Regions from separate parts of the Homo sapiens genome. Here region 1 is linked to region 2. A link is a loop called in an ENCODE intact Hi-C map of the cell type or tissue named here. Cell type or tissue: chondrocyte. All regions are shown on one strand. Links, peaks and the distances in the headings refer to the core of each region. The heading gives the core; the rest is flanking DNA. Region 1 has its middle 7.9 kb from the start of LINC00615. Region 2 overlaps POC1B-AS1 (POC1B antisense RNA 1).

Region 1 (8,341 bases), core at 120-8,119, 1.4 Mb before region 2:
GCCCAGGGCTTTGTTGCTTTATGTGGTCTCAGGATTTGGTGCTGTGTGTCCCAGCTGCTCCAACTCTGGTCCTGAGGGGCCAAGGTACAGCACAAGATGTTGCTTCAGAGGGTGCAATCCCCAAGTCTTGGTGGCCTCCATGTGGTGTTGGGACTGTGGTACCCAGAAGTCAAGAATTGAAATTTGGGAATCTCCTCCTAGATTTCAGAGGATGTGTGGAAACACCTTGATGTCAAGCAGAAGTTTGCTGCAGGGGTGGAGTCCTCATGGACAACTTCTGCTAGGGCAATGTGGAAGGGAAATGTGCAATTGGAGTGGAGCCTCCACACAGAGTCCACACTGGAGCACTGACTAGTGGAGCTGTGAGAAAAAGGCCACCATCCTCCAGACCTCTGAGTGGTAGATTTAATGACAGCTTGTACCATGCACCTGGAAAAGCTGCAGAAACTCAATGCCAGCCCATGAAAGAAGCCAGGAGGGGGGCTGTACCCTTCAAAGTCATAGCAGCAGAGCTGCCCAAGACCATGGGAACCCATCTCTAGCATCAGCATGTCCTGGATGTGAGGCGTGGAATCAAGGAGATCATTTTGGAACTTTAAAATTTTGGACTTGCATGGGGCCTGTAATCCCTTTGTTTTGTCCAATTTATCCCATTTGGAACAGGTGTATTTGCCCATTGCCTAAACTCCCATTGTATCTAGGAAGTAACTAACTTGCTTTTGATTTTATGGGCTCATAGACAGAAGAAGCTTGCCTGTTTTTCAGATGAAACTATGGATTTAGACTTTTGGGTTAATGCTGGAATGAATTAATACTTTGAGGAACTGCTGGCAAAGTATGATTAGTTTTGAAATATGAAAGGGACATGAGATTTAGGAGGAGCCAGGGGTAGAATGATATGGTTAAGTTTTGTGTCCCAACCTAAATCTCATCTTGAATTGTAACCCCCATAATCTCCACATGTCAATCGAGAGACCAGTTGGAGGTAATTGAATCATGGGGGCTGTTTACCCCATGATGTTTTCATAATTGTGAGTGAGTTATTATGAGATCTGATGGTTTTATAATGGGCTCTTCCCCCTTCACTCAGCAATTCTCCTTCCTGCCACCTTGTGAAGAAATTGCCTTGCTTCCCCTTCACCTTCCACCATGATCATAAGTTTCCTGAGGCCTCTCAAGCCATGCTGACCTGTGAATTAATTACCTCTTTCCTTCATAAATTACCCAGTCTCAGGCAGTTCTTTATAGCAGTATAAAAATAGACTAATACACGGCTTCAACATATGAATTTTGGAGAGACACAAACATACAGTCCACAACACAAGCCCACACACTAATCCTTAGGGAAAATAAAACATAATGAAGATCTAAACAATGAGATATTTGTGCCCTCTATTTTCAACTGGTCATTGCCACTGCCTGGTTCTCTTTTATTCATGTCTTCTTCATTCCCCAGTGAATTTTCCATACATTCCATTCCATGTCTTCGAAAGCACCATCGGAAGTTCTCATTTTCGTGACTCCTTGGATCTTTATAGTTGATATTTAGATCTGTTTTATAAAGATGGGATTATTTGGCACATGCAGTCAACACTGAGACTTTTGATGGTACTTTATAAAATAAAGGAGTGTGGGACTAGAATGCATGTCTCACTACAAGATTCTAACTGGTGGTCATAGTGTGGGAAACAAGGATCATGACTCCAGTGCAGTTCATAAAGGCCTTGAGAGCTTTCAGCTCAGGCTCCAAGACAGTAAAAGTATTCTAGGCCATCAGTTCATTGAAATGGGTTTGGAGGGTAAAATAGATCCACCTTCAGGGACTTGAGAATCTCAAAAGCCATAGCATGGGGACTTGACAACATGGGATGGGGACCAAGGAAAGGAAGTTTCATTACTGATATCCAGAGAAAGTGACTGCATTGTTAAGCACAGACTGAACAAAATATAAGGCTCAGAAGCAAGAATAGTCTTGATGCCAAATAAAGTTTTTTGGGAACACAATCTTGGAGCTAAACCAGTCCAGGAGGTAGGGGGCGAATTAGATCCACTATAAGAATAGAAATAATCCTGTGATGGGAGCTAGTAGGAGAGATGATAAGAGTGGAGCAATAAAGAGCATGAAGCCAAACGGCATCTGGGCATGGATTCTTTTATCCTCTTTTCCGCATGTCTTCACACCAACATATATTTGTATCTTCTTCAAAATTTTCTTCAGATTCTCAAGAGAAATATTCTCTAGAGATAACAGTTTAATGTTATCTTTTATATACAAGCACAAACTTTGATCTTCAAGAGTCCATGGAGGTTTTTTAAAAATATTTTTATTTTCTCTGCTTAAGAGCTGTGTCTTACACTGGCACAAATTCATTATGATCTCAGTTATCCACATATGATATTTTAAGTGTCAGATTCCAAAGAAGAAGACCACCACAATTTTACAGAACATGCCATCATAAAATCGTCGTTGTTAGTGACTTAGGATGAGTGAGGAGGGTCTCAATTTAGATTCATTAATAGCTTTTATCCTGAGAACTGCTGCGATTTTATATAATTTTCCTGTTTTGTTTGATTTTCAATATTGCACACAATTCACTTGGGTTAGAGTTTCAAAACCACTTAGGAAATTAAGAGGCTTTTTGGAAAATAATTAATAGTAAAATAAGATCAAAATTGTAGGGTGATGTTTCATCTCTAGCAACTGAGGCTTAACATCTAGTACATAAGTAACCTTCATTTGTATAACCCACAATATTCTATTAAGAAAAATATAGATAGCCATTACACCCAGACTGTGAACCAAACAAACCTCTTTAAACTTTTTTAAAAATTTATCTACATTTTAGGGGTATACATGCAGCTTTGTTACATGGATATACTGAATAGTGGTGAAGTCTGAGCTTTTAGTGTATCAGCCACTCAGATAATGTATATTGTATCCATTAAGAAGTTTCTCATCATCCACTCCCCTCTCACTCCCACAATCTTCCAAGTCTCCAATGTCTATTATTCCACACTCTGGTGTACACATTATTTAGATCCCAGTCATAGGTGAAACATGCAGTCTTTATCTGTTTCTGAGTTGTTTCACTTAGATAATGGCCTCCGATTCCATCCATGTTGCTCAAAAGACATGATTTCATTCTTTCCTGTGGCTGAGTAGTATTCTATTGTGTACATAGGCCACATTTTCTTTATCTAATCCGTCGATGGACACTTAGATTTGTTGATTACATATCTTTGCTATTGTGAATAGTGCCACAATAAATGATAAACATACACACACCTTTTTCATATGCTGACTTGTTTTTTTCCTTTGGAAGATGTTGAGTAGTAAGATTGCTGGATCCAATGATAGTTCTATTTTTAGTTCTTTGTGAAATCTCCATACTGTTTTCCATGGAGGCTGTAGTAATTACATTCTCACCAACAGTAAGTAAATTTTCTTCTTCTCTGCATCCTCGCCAGTGTATGTTTTTTTTTTTTTTTTTCATTTTGGCTGTTGTAATGTGATATCACCTTATGGTTTTAATTTGCATTTATCTGATGATTACTAATGTTGAGAATTTTTTTGTATATGCTTGTTGGATCTTTGTATGTTTTCTTTTGAATGTCTGCTCATGTTCTTTACCTGCTTTTTAACAGAGTTGTTTTTTGTTGTCATTGGGTAGATTTCCTTATAAATTATGGATATTCGTGTTCTGTTGAATGCATAGTTTGCAAATATTTTCTCCCTTTCTGAAGGTTGTTTGTTCCCTCTGTTATTTTGTTTGCTGTGCAGAAGCTTTTTAGTTTAATTAAGTCACTTTTGTCTATTTTTGTTGCTTGTGTTTTTGAGGTCTTAGTTGTGAATTATTTACCTAGACCAATGTGCAGAAGAGTTTCTCATAGAAACTAGAGTTTCTTCTAGTACTTAGACAGGTTTTAGTCTTACATTTAACTTTTTAATCCATCTTGGGTTAATTTTTGTATATGTTGTGTGAGAGAAAGGCCCAGTTTTATTCCTCTGCATATGTCAATTCAATTTTCCCAGGACCATTTATTGAATAGGGTGTCCATTCTTCAGTGCATGTTTTTGTCAGCTCTGTCAAAGATCAGTGGGTAACACATACGTGGTTTTATTTCTGGGTTCTCTATTCTGTTCCACTGATCTATGTGTCTATTTTTATATCAGTACTATGTTGTTTTGATTACTAGAACTTTGTGGCATAATTTGAATTCAGATAATGTGATGTCTCCAGCTTTGTTCTTTTTGCTAAGAATTGCTTTGGCTATTTGGGCTCTTTTTTGGTTCCGTGTTAATTTAAAAATAGCTTTTTCTAGTTCTGTAATAAATAAAATTGGTATTTTGATAACAATTGTATTGAATTTATAGATTGCTTTGGGCAGTATGGTCATCTTAAATATATATGTATATATGGTCTAGAGGTCCCTGTTGATCTTACAGCTCATGAAGCCAGCTTTTGAGAAGCATTTAATTATGTTCCAGGTATTGGTAGACCTGAGGTGATACTGCAGGGAAGTATCCCAAGGGAAAATCAAAGGTGGCATGAATTTGACATTATATCTGACTCATACCTGAATGCAGGTGGTTTGAAGTCTGAAAATACTGAAAATGAGTGACTGCTGAGTTTGACATCCCTATTCACGTGATGATAAGGCAGTCCTCTAATGAGAACTTTGCTCCCACACAGCTCCTGGGCATCCAGATAACTCTTCATTGCCTGATACCTGCTGTACTTCATCTTCACTCGAGTTTGTTCTCTAAGCTTGTGGCTCCTGCCTGGCGTGTGGGCTTTTCTCCTTGTTCTTCCTTTCTTCCCAGAGTGTTGTGGATTTTCTATACACAATGCCTTTTTATGCTTCCATACGAAAGCCCTCTTCTTTCTTTTTTCTCACGTGGTTCTTTGTGAGCAATAAAGTGTATCCCATTTATCCAAACTTCAACCCCTATTATTAGCAGCAAAACTGCTGCATGTTCCACTCCCACTAGAGGGCAGTGAGACCTGAATCTTCCTAAAGAAAATTGCTTGGTATCCATGTGGATAGCCATGGGACGTTGAGGCTGCTTTAATCAGAGGCTTATTCTAGAAAGGGTTTCAGAAAAGGTGTGGAGGATGGTAGGGAGTACGGAGCAGATGCAGTATAAACCTTCCTCAATTTGGAGAAATAATTTATTTGTAAGATATAGTCAATGGATTTTTCTACCTGCAATGTCCAGTGTATGAATAAATAAAGGTATGGATGGCCTGAGTGTGTGTGTGTGTATATACATATAAAATATATATTATATATATTTATATATTATATATTATATAAATATATATTCTATATAAAGAGGCTATATATATAATAGACTATATATATTGTATAGATAGTATATATATGTGTCTATCTATCTATCTACATATATATACTATCAAAGGGTTCTGAGAACATCATATAAAACTTTGGCCAGTGTGCTGCATAGATATGGGCTGAAACACCATCTCTGACCACACTCACTTCTGAAAGTAAGTGAGTCTGTGACAGCCCTGGCTGCCTAAACTGTAATTATGTAACAAATGGTTCCTTCACTATGGGCTGACCAGGCAACAGTGACCTCTGTGAACTGACTTGAAAAGATGACTCAGGCCTGTCAGATTCTTGCTTCTATGAGATTGCATTTGTAATAACAAAAACATTAAATGTCTTCTACTTAACATTGGGAGTTTAAAGTGAAAAGATATGACTTAGAGAAAAGGCCTAAAGAAGCCATAGAAAAACTGAAGTTATGACAGAGCAGAAAATAATGAGAAAGCTGACGTGCAGAGAAAAGCAGGCAGGACCTGAGGGAGGAGAGAACAAGTGATCCCCATGATAAGCTATTTGTAGTTTTTCACTTATAATATGTACAGATCTTTATGTAGCAGCATATGCATTCTCAATCAATTTTGATTTTTAAAAAACCTCAAGTTTTAAAAAATATATTTTAAAGAACTATTTAATCCTTCTTGGAACATTCTCTACAAGTTTTCTCTTTCCTCTTTTTCCTTACAGTGTTTGAAGATTTATCAATGTTCTTATTCTGCCAAATGCTTTTCCTCAATAATTAGAATTGAAGTATTTTGAAGACACCTTTCTTGTATTGCTGGTGATGGCACCACCTTCCCAACACTCTGCTGATGGCCTTTGTCAAATGGCCTCTCTGCAGAAGTTAGAATGACTTCTTTACACCACAGAAATTAGAGGATTAGATTGGCCTCTCCTAAGAGGATCTCTTGAACTGGTTATGTCCTAGCTGGGAATTTCTGAGTTCTCTGCTCCTGGCTCCTACAATGGTCTTCTCTTTAAGGTTGGTTTGCTCTGAGGAGTCCATCAGCAATCTAATGCTTGCTTCGCAGGTCTCTCATTAGCTTGCCAAGAACTATAGACATTTTACTTCACTTCTTTCCACAGGAAAAGAAATTAGCCACTGATTCCTGCAGGCTCAAGATTAACACCACATCCCTACATCCTTAACTTTGAATACATTAGCTAAACCCAGGATTTCTGTTATTATTACTATTAATATTTCAATAGTTTTTGGGGAACAGGTGGTGTTTGGTTACATGGATACATTCTTCAGGTGTGATTTCCGAGATTTTGGTGCATCCATTAACTGAGCAGTGTATACTGCACCCAATATGTCATCCTTTATCCCTCACTCGTCCTCCCACCTTTCCCCCCAAGTCCCCAGAGTACATTATATCATTCTTATGTCTTTGCATCCTTATAGCTTAGCTCCCACTTATAAGTGAGAGCATACGATGTTTAGTTTTCCATTCCTAATTTACTTCACTTAGAATAATGGTGTCCAACTCCAGTCAGGTTGCGCAAATGCTATTATTTCATTCCATTTTATAGCTGAGTAGTATTCCATGGTGTTTGTGTTTGTGTGTGTGTGTGTGTGTGTGTGTGTATACACACACACATATATATAGTGTTTGTGTGTATATATATATAGTGTGTGTGTATATATATACACACACACACACATACACACACACACACGCACATCACATTTTCTTTATCCGCTTGTGGGTTGATGGGCATTTAGGCTAGTTCCATATTTTCATAATTGCGAATTGTTCTGCTAAAAACATGTGTGTGCAAATGTCTTTTTCATAGAATGACTTCTTTTCCTCTGGGTAGATACCCAGTAGTGGGATTGCTGGATCAAATGGTAGATCTACTTTAAGTTCTTTAAGGAACCACCATACTGTTTATGCTAGTTTACATTCCCACCACCAATATAAAAGTGTTCCCTTTTCACTGCATCCATGCCAACATCTCTTATTTTTATTTTTTATTTTTTATTTATGGCCATTCTTGCAGGAGTAGGGTGTAAACCCAGGATTAATAATCTCTAAGGCATTCTCTTTACTTTTCACTTGTGCATTTCAAACCACTTTGTGGTCCACTACAGAGAAATTACAGACAGAGGGTACCCAGACATGGGTCATGAGTCCTCCATATCCTTTGTCCTAGAGGTCAAGTGCATAAAGTTCAATTCTTCATTCACAGAGAAGCCTTATACTAAAATACTATTGCAGTTCACCATTTAATTTTATGCTTATTGACCCATGATTACATTATGTTTGCTTTGTAGAGTTCTTTTCACTGAGCACTAGGATATAGCCACATTTTATGTATTTGGCTTCTTTTATTTATTCCAGTTTTACAATGCAGCTTCGGTGGTATGAGATGTAGAATAACTAACTGCTAGAGTGTGCCATGGTAAAATGTATCGTGTATCGAGATAAAGAAGAGCTCACATGATAAGTAAAACCTCAAGTCAGAGATGAATTAAAAGGAGACCAGTAATTTGAAATAAATTAAATTTAGAGAAGCAAATATCTCTGGGCCATCTACAATTCTTCACTATATTAGGCTGGTGCAAACATAATTGCAGTTTTTGCCATTACTTTTAATGTGTGTTTTCTTTATTCATCACTATGACTTGGCAAAATGATATATGTCTTCCTCCCAAAGGGCCCAACATTTCTTATTTATCTTTGTATCTCCAGTTGAGTACCTTGCACATTATTCTGAACACTGTGACTCACTGAAGGACTTGTTCTCATGAAAGAGAAAAAGACAGTGTTCAGCTGTCAGCACTTTCAGGAATGGACTTAGCTGTAGAAAGCCACCTTGGCCAAGATCATGTCCCTTTCATGGGTTCCTCATCCAGTGAATAGTTAATGAAAGGGTATAAATCCCTAATCATTTTGCTTCAACTTGAGGGAACTCTAAGGGCAGGCTTAGCTTTAGAGCTTCCTGTGGTATTATCTGAAGCTGTCACTGGGTGTGGAATGCTTTT
Region 2 (8,341 bases), core at 89-8,088:
TGAAGAATCATTTCACTTAAACTTTAGGGTAAAGAACTGCACAGACGTGGGTGAGCTGTTATTCTTTATCCCCTCACACCCTCAGATCTATTCTCAGCACTTCTCTTCTCTGCAAAAGCTGATGAGTCAGACTTCTTACTGCTTCCCGCCTTTCCCTCAAACCGTACCTCTGGTCTCCCCGGGTATTCCCTATGACCCTTTGATGAGAAAAGAGGGTGACAGTGGCCTGGTCTGGTTTAAGAATTATCTGTCTGGGGTGGCTCTGCAAGCCATAGGAAAATCTTCCCATAGACAGAACTTCAGGAAGTACATCTGGTTGGCCACTGACATGAAAGAAGGGATAAGCTGAGGTTTCCTGAAATACACAGGCAGGGGCTAATGGGTTGGTCAAATTATCAGGGACCTGGAAGGTTGGTGCCAAGATCACCTAAAGGGAAGTTATATAATGGACCTCTAAAAATGGCTAGTCTTTGAGGCTATTTGAATAGCATATAAATGTTCCCCCAGAGGACATCTACCTCACAGAAAGCTAAATGAGGAGGTGGCCAAGATGACCTATCCCTTGGTTGTAGTGAGCCTCCTTCCCTGGCTGCTATGGTCTAAATATTTGTGTCCCTTCAAAACTCATATGTGGAAACCTAATCACCAATGTGAATGGTATTAGGAAGTGAGGCCACTGGGAGGTTAAGTCCCCAGGGAAGTTAAGTGCCCTTATGAATGGGATTAGTGCCCTTATAAAAGAAATCCCAGAGAGCTGCATAGCCCTTTCCACCATATGAAGACACAGAAGGTGGCCCTCTGTGAACCAGGAAATAGGCTCTCACCAGACGCAGAGTCTGCTAGAACCTTGATCTTGAACTTCCCAGCCTCCAAAATTGTGAGAAATAAATTTCTGCTGTTTATAAACAACCCAGTTTACGGCGTTTTGTTAAAGCAGTTGAGCATGCTAAGACACTGGCCATGTTTGTGCTTGGGTAAATGTCTCATGTACAAAGTGGCCATGGGAATAGGAACAGAGGCAATGAAATAAATAAACATGGACTTCCTCACATCACAGCTGATCTGCCACTGTCACTGCTGAGTGCCCAGATTTCTAAAACGGAAGGCAACACTGAACCCTTATTTGGCACTATTTCTTGGAAGTATCAGCCACCCAGGTTGATAATATCAGACCACTACATTATGGAAGGGGCAGGAATTTGTCTTCATGGGAATAATTACATATACTGGAGAGTAACTTCCCTTTCCTGTGCATGTTGCTTCCGCCAGCACTACCATATGTGGTTGATAGGCTGCCTTATTCATCCCCATGGTGTCACACACAGCATTGTCACTGATCAAGGAACTCATTTACAGTGAAACAGCTGTGGTATTACGCTCACATCGTAGAATTCATTGTTCTTACCTGGAAGCAGCTAGATTGATGGAATGATGAAATGTCCTATCGAAGGCTCATTTATGGAGCCTGCTGGGAGACAACATCTTGTGAAGTTGGGGTGCTGTCCTATAAGTGGTCAGATCAGTGGTTGATACATGGTGTTGAATACATGGCTCTGGGAACTCAGGATGAGTAATAACCCACTTCAATAATACTGTCTTCTTGTCCCTAAAACATTGCATCTAATGGGCGTGAGGTTCTTGTGCCCAAGGGGGAGATATATTTCTACTAGGAAACACTGAGAATGCCCCTTCAACATTTCAGGTTGTTCACAACACTGATCAAAGGCAGAGCATTGGCTGTTTGTATGGACTGGTATGATTAATTTTGATTATCAAGGAGAAATTGGGATTTTTGCTATCACATGGAAACAACACTGTATCTAGAGCCCATGGGATTCATTGCACTCCCATGTCCAGTAGTAATGGCCAATGAGAAACGGCAGCAACTCAACAAAGATGGAACCACCCGGATCCTGTGGCAAGGAAGGTTTGGCTCACCCCATCAAGTAAGACACCTTAACTGTCAAGATGCTAGGTGAGGGTAAAGAATTATGGAACGAGTGCTGGGAGGAGGAAGTCAGGATTATTAGATTAGAAATGCTTAGATGTGGAGCTGTAGTATGATAGTTATTTATTTTTTTACCTTTCTTTGCTGCCTTGCATCCTGGTGGTGACTAAAGTTACAGTTTAGGGTCCAGGAAGTAATATGACTGAAATACATCATCACTCAGTGATACAGTAGCTGATGAGACTATGTTTTCCCTGTGTTGAGGACCTGAGTTTCTTTGGCTAAGTAAAGTGTTAGAATGGAAGCTGAGTGACAATAGGGTGGCCTGGGATGGTTATTCTTAGATCTGTTCTCTGCCTTTTCCTGTCACGCTCTGCGGCCTGGGAGGCTGCCCTCTACTAGACCTGTTGTTTCATTTGCTTTTCCTTGCACTCTGGCAAGAAACTACTGGCAAGAGGCCAGAGGGCAGGAGGAGAGCCGGGCCAGGGATTTTTATGCCCTCCTCCTCTTTCCTCTCTGCCACACCGCAGATGAGACAGAGGCTCCAGCTCCCAGGCCCAGTGACCTCTCCTGCACAGTTTCAGCTCTTACCAGGCTGGTAACAGCATCCCCTCCCTTTGTCCCTGCAGACCTCCTGTGGTAAGAGCTAATCCCTGACTGTCTCCCCAGCTCTTGTTGGTTCCATTAACCCTGCCCACGCCTCTGTAAATAATCCCTGTATGAAATTCTCTTCAGCTAAACCCTTTGATGGTGCCATCTGTTTCCTACTAAGGCGTCAGTGGATACAGCAGGAAAAATAGCTGAGAAAGGAGAGAGGTATGGAGGTCAGCTATTGTGAAGTGGGGGAACATTTGAGGGCATATGGCTGGCACATACAGGCCAGAATAAGATGCATTTTCACAGGCTGAAATTGGCCAAGACAAAAAGAGTAATCTCTTCTAGTCAGAGCTCATAGTTGTTGTTTTTTTTTGGTATTGTCAGATAGAGAAAGCCTGCAAAGCTGATTGGGATGTGCCCAAGATTGAGAGGTTTTCTGGGTTGCAGGAATTTCAGTTCTAAAACTGGAACAGTCCTAGGCAAACTGGGATAGTTGGTCACCTTAATCTGTGATTATAATCAGGACTTCTGAGTCTTGCCCAGCTGCTCCTGCTGTAGGGACATTCTAGGCAAAAGGACACTGTTCTAGAACCACTTGGCTCCTCCTCTCCACCCTCAATCAATGGCAGACATCACTTATCTCTCAAGGCATACGTTCTCTACATGCAGTCTGAGATCTCTCTTAACACATGGTTCAGGAAGCTGGTATCAACTGTTCAGAGCTAGAATGCCAGACAAGAACCTTGCTAACACCCCTGAATTAGAGTGAATTAGAGCTTTGGCCCCAAACTCAAAAGCAGGGCTAGACCAAGAAGAGCCTCTAGAGCTCTTTTTTTGCCCTTGTTTCCTTGGGTATTGCTGAAGTAAGTAGCAGCGTGGGTGGCCTTTTTAGCTCCTTTGCACTTGGCCAATAATTAGATCCTACTCATCTCCATCTTTCCATCTACTGTAAGAGCTTCAAGGGCTGACATTGTGTTGTAAGAACAGCAGCTCACACCTTCAACATTAACAATCTGCCCGTTTATTATTCCAAGTGCTGTGTACTTTTTAACCATCTATATGTTAAAGATGAGGAGACAGTTAAATGATTTAAGTGACTTTTCCTAGGTCACACATGTAGCAGACCCAGGACTCAAATGCACTCATTCAGGTTCTTAGTACAGCACTTAGTGCCTCTCTCCTAGTTCCCTCGGATACCCTGCACCTGGCTCAGAGCTTGTCAGGTAGTGAGTGCCTGGTTATTAAATATGTGCTTAAAATTGTTAAATGAATACAAATCTTACCAGGAAATATGTCCCTTTTCATGTCTCCTTTTCCATGGACCCTGCTCTGGTTTTGTTAGGCCTTCTAAGCAAAGGCAACCTTTGACTCAGCTGACTAAACCAGCAGCATGAGAACAGAACAGAGCAGAGAGTGGTCCTTTGTCAATGGGCTCAAATCCAGGTTCTATCAGCCTCTTAATCTAGAAGGTGAGAATTTCAATGGTGCTTACCTCCGAAGAGTTGTGCCAAATGAGTCAAGAACTTGGCACACAGTACATACTTACTTTTAGCTTTGATTATTTTAATGGTTATTCTTGCAAATCAATCCAAATGCAGTAAATAGAAGTGCAAAGGGTAGATTTCCAATTCCAGGAGCAATCCCTTTACTTCTCCAGGCTTCTTCCTCTAGCCGAGGGCTCTTTCCTTGAAGTCAGTTTCACCCTGATCTTTTGATGCACCGCCTTTGGGATGAGTGGAGAGAAATGCTTGAGCTCCCCCTAGAGGATGGCGGTGCTCCTAACTTCAAAACCTTCCATGACGTCCCAGGACCCAGGATTAAAATGTTTTCTGATATTTTCTGTTTGTTCCTCCAAATGTTTGTTCCTCCTTCTGTGCTGGGTGTTTTCTGTTTGTCCCTCGGAAATTGCTTTTTACCCCCTTTTTACTCTCTTCTGGGCTACAGGGTGCTGACTTGTATAGATAGACTCCCTTTCTCTCCAACTTCCAGTTTGATATTAACCAATGGAAGTCATCAATATTGAAGAAGAGGAGAGAGGTTGGGGTATTATTTCCCCAGGCCCCTCCAAGCCAGGCTGCTAAGAGTAGGCAAGATCCCTCTACTAAAGGCCATGGCTTCTATCATGCAGACTTTCAGACTCTAAGATCTCTGGTTCCTTGGTGTTGGCTCCCCTGCTTCCCTCTTCAGACCTAGGGACAGAAATGACTTCCTGCTGTTGCTAGCCCATAGCACAGCACCATCCCAGTTTGCTTTCTCTTAATCCTAACTACACCTTGGTAAATGGTCCCTTTATTAGCTCTCCTCAACTACCCTGTTTGAGAGTGTCATCTGTTTCCTGCCAACCACTACATGCTGTGTCTAAATTCCTTAACAGTTTCATCTTTCCTCCACCTCCCCAGTACCCTGTGCTTCAATAAACACTACTTACAATCTCTGTAATATAATCCTGCTGCTTTGTGGCCCATGATTCTCCCATTAATTCTTATATCCGCAGTGTCCTTGCATTTTCCCTATCCTCTTCACAACCCGCTCTCCACCCTGGCCCTCATACAATGTCAATCCCCTTTCCTCATTAAAGGCTTCAATTCAAAGGCCATGTCTTCTATTCAGTCCTTCCTGATCTCCTTTGGCACACATTTTTTTTCCCATTTCACTGACATCCATGCCTTTTCTGTCCTATTGAGTAGCAGTCTTACATTTGGGTTGGATTCACCTTTTCTCTAGTGTCTATGGAGGGTCTGGGATAGTTTAACTATGTTCCATTAACTGGATTAATACAGGCCTAATCCAACCAATACATGATATTTCCCTGGCAATAGGGAAATGGCCAACACTTCTTCGTGGGTGTTCTACTCAGCGGGAGACTGCAGGGCTTTGTTCTGTGGTTGGTATCCATGCTCTCCCCTTCAGAAGTGAGCAGGGAGCAGAGAGTTGCACCCGCTGATTGTAGGCATCTGGTGACCAAGAGGAATGTCAATCTGAGGAAGAAACTAGCATGGAGAGAGGGCAGAATCAGGAGGATCACTAGCAAACAGAACCGGGGCCTTGATCAGACTGTGCCCAAAGCTGTTATTATGCAAGCCGGCTTGAGATGTTTTTTTTTTTGTTACACCAGCTAAAAATATATGTGACATTTATGTTAACAAAAAAGCAACATTCATAGAGTGCAATTAGAAGACAACTTCATCCTTTTCTTCTTCTGCCCATTCAAACTCACATAAAGGGTTACTTCTTCCTCTGCCTCTGGATAAAACCTTGGTGGGGTCCAAGGGGGAGGGAAGGTCCTATCCTTATCTATTCTTCTGCTGAGGATAAAATGTCTTCCAGTCACCTCTAATTACAAAACAGTTTTATTTCAGTAATTAAAATATCCATTTCTATGTCATAGTCAAACCTCTGAAATTCATTTAACATGAAAACTTTTCTCTCCTGACTCCAGCCACTAAAAGCTACAGTGGGTGTTGGGTAGAGGAGGAGAATGTTCCTATTTCCTCATCTAACATGGGGAATAGTGGCTTTTTACCTATTTCCCCTCTTCTTCACTTACTGAGAGGTCTCTGGCTCCTCCTGGATTAAAGCAGAGGAAGGAGGAGAAATATGAGGTAAGTTAGGGTCTTATTCATGTGGACACTGCAATGTAATATGATGATGGTTCCCTCTCTTTGCATGTTTAAAAGCACCTCTCCCTGGGTTTGAGTCCCAGAGAGAACTGTTCCCATGGGCACTTCTGTGGGTTCTCTGAGGACCTCATTGGGCACATTCAGCTGTGTTATTTATGATGTGGACAATGTACTTTTCTCTCTCTGTCATTTTTATTCCTTTCTCAGCTCCTGGGGCCCTGACAACCCATCTTCCTGTTGGGTTTATGGCATCCTTTTGGGTTTTCCCGGGCTGCAGGCCTGCACTCTTTTTCTCCCATGCAGCTCACATCCAGTCCTGGAGATACACTCATGCATCTTTGTCCCCATCGTCACTGGAAGAACAGTCTGTTCCAAGAGCTGTCTGGTCTTTTCTCTCTGCCCTCAGAGCAGCCAGCCAGCCGCATCCTCTTGCCTTTTGATTTCACAGGCATGAGCTGCATGGCTGTCACTGTGCTGGAGGTATTTATCTCAAATATAGTCTAATCTCCTCTTAGCAGGCTTGAGGGAAGAGAGAGATAAGTCCCACCCTTCCCCCATAGGCGTGGGAAGTAGGCCTGAGACACAAACACACTGACATACTCTCCATTATTTCCAAACTCACCTTTGAGATGGATGTTTGCTGAGAGCCACAAAACTGGTTTGTTGCTCCCTCCGTGAAAGTCCTGTTTAGGTATTCTAGCCCTTCCCATAGAACAAAGAGTACTGACCATCTAATGTGTGGAGGCCTTAGCAGAAACAGACAGAAAAAGCAGACAGAGTCCCACTGTAGCATCCTAACCTACATGCATACTTTACCCCAGGTGGAATTCACTGCTGTAGAGATGGATCCTGTATAGATGTTCATCAAAGTACTGGCAGCATGTTGATGCACTTGACTTTAAAAGTCAGGGACTAAGTCAGGTGAACAAAACTAGGAACTCACGGACCAAATCCAACTGGTTAGAGAGGCAAGTGATTTATTCTCCGGCTCATGTTTCTATATGGAGGCATTTTCCAAGACTAACAATCCTGGCTTCTCTCTTTTGGCTTTCCTTGTCCTCCGTGGGGCAAAGTTATCTGGAAAGTCTGGAAGGGACCAGGCACACGCAGCTCAGCCTTTGCTGCTCTCCCCTCTCTTCACACTTGTGTTATCTGCAAGGAGGGGAATATTGTAGTTTACTATCTTGACTGGAGGGTTAGCTCTGCCTTGCTGGGGTGAAGGGCTTGATTTGTGGGGAGGATGGTTAGTTCAATTCGGGAGCTTTCTAGCAAGCCTATTTGGTTGTACACTTAAGCCAAATCCTTTATGGTTACATCATCAGTATCGAAGCTGACATTTTGACCTTAATCTGCCTGAAACCTGTGTGGCTTAACTGGTTCCACATTCGGGTGAGAAAGAGAAGTCTTATTTTGGAGGTTGCTTAAACACCATCAAAATCCACAGACATTATTTTCTTTTTTTTCCTTTGGCCCACATAGTCTTTAAATTTTTTTCAAATCAGTTTACAACTTTTAATATTAGGGAGCTTTTAGCTAGAGTTCTGGATTTCCAGCATATCATGATAATTTCAATGAGTTCACTGGGGTTGCATGCCTTGTGGCAATGATTCCTGAGAGGGGTTGGGGAGGGGAGGTAGTAGCTGCTCCCTTTAGATAAAGCATGTACTTTCTAGCTCTCCCCAGTTCCCAGCTAGTTAGGGTTGCTGCATTTAGCAAATATGAATGCAAGAAGCCTGTTTAAATGTGCAGAAAAGATAAACAACTATTTTATTTTTACTTTTTAGTGTAAGTAGGTCCAATGCAACTCATGCAATTCAGTTAAAGCACCCTATATTGTATCTGGCAACCCTACCTCAACCAGTTTTGTTATCCACTTGGGCTTAGAAGGTAAGTGAGCTTTTTACCCTTGTAGTCATTTTTACTTATTTTTATAAGTACAATACCTAACATACTACCTGGCCCATAGTAAGATGTTCAATAACATTGATGGAATGATTATATAAACATAGCCTGAAGACCAAAATCATATTCCATAGAAAATATCACTAGTCACATAGATGAATAAAGAGTAACAACCTCTTGCTGAGCGCAACTTGAATAAAGAGTACACATTTGCAATTATCTGAGGAGCAGATCTGAGCTGGAATTCTGGACCCTTGACTTAATAGGCGTGGCT

Evidence for each region. Hi-C counts contacts between places; a loop is a spot of excess contacts. Peaks named below come from ENCODE experiments on the same cell type or tissue, not always from the same donor. Only the 100,000 strongest peaks of a DNase experiment are listed, where the experiment ranks them.
Region 1: a loop joins it to region 2, with 3 times the contacts of the local background. A loop is called at or near these places in 9 of 110 quality-filtered maps.

What each region holds. Positions count from the first base shown.
Region 1 is chr12:90,905,912-90,914,252 of GRCh38, reverse strand. No RefSeq gene overlaps it. Among named protein-coding and RNA genes, the nearest start is that of LINC00615, 7.9 kb to the left of the region's middle. In chondrocyte, for the core only: CTCF peaks have their summits at 4,788 and 4,987 (motif pointing right); no DNase peak of the experiment used is centred there.
Region 2 is chr12:89,539,084-89,547,424 of GRCh38, reverse strand. POC1B-AS1 (POC1B antisense RNA 1) reads right to left here. Exons shown (of 2, transcript NR_146294.1): 2 at 5,883-7,317. Among named protein-coding and RNA genes, the nearest start is that of POC1B-GALNT4, 17 kb to the right of the region's middle. RefSeq lists a silencer at 2,241-2,310. In chondrocyte, for the core only: CTCF peaks have their summits at 4,074 and 4,296 (motif pointing left); a DNase peak (open chromatin) is centred at 2,454.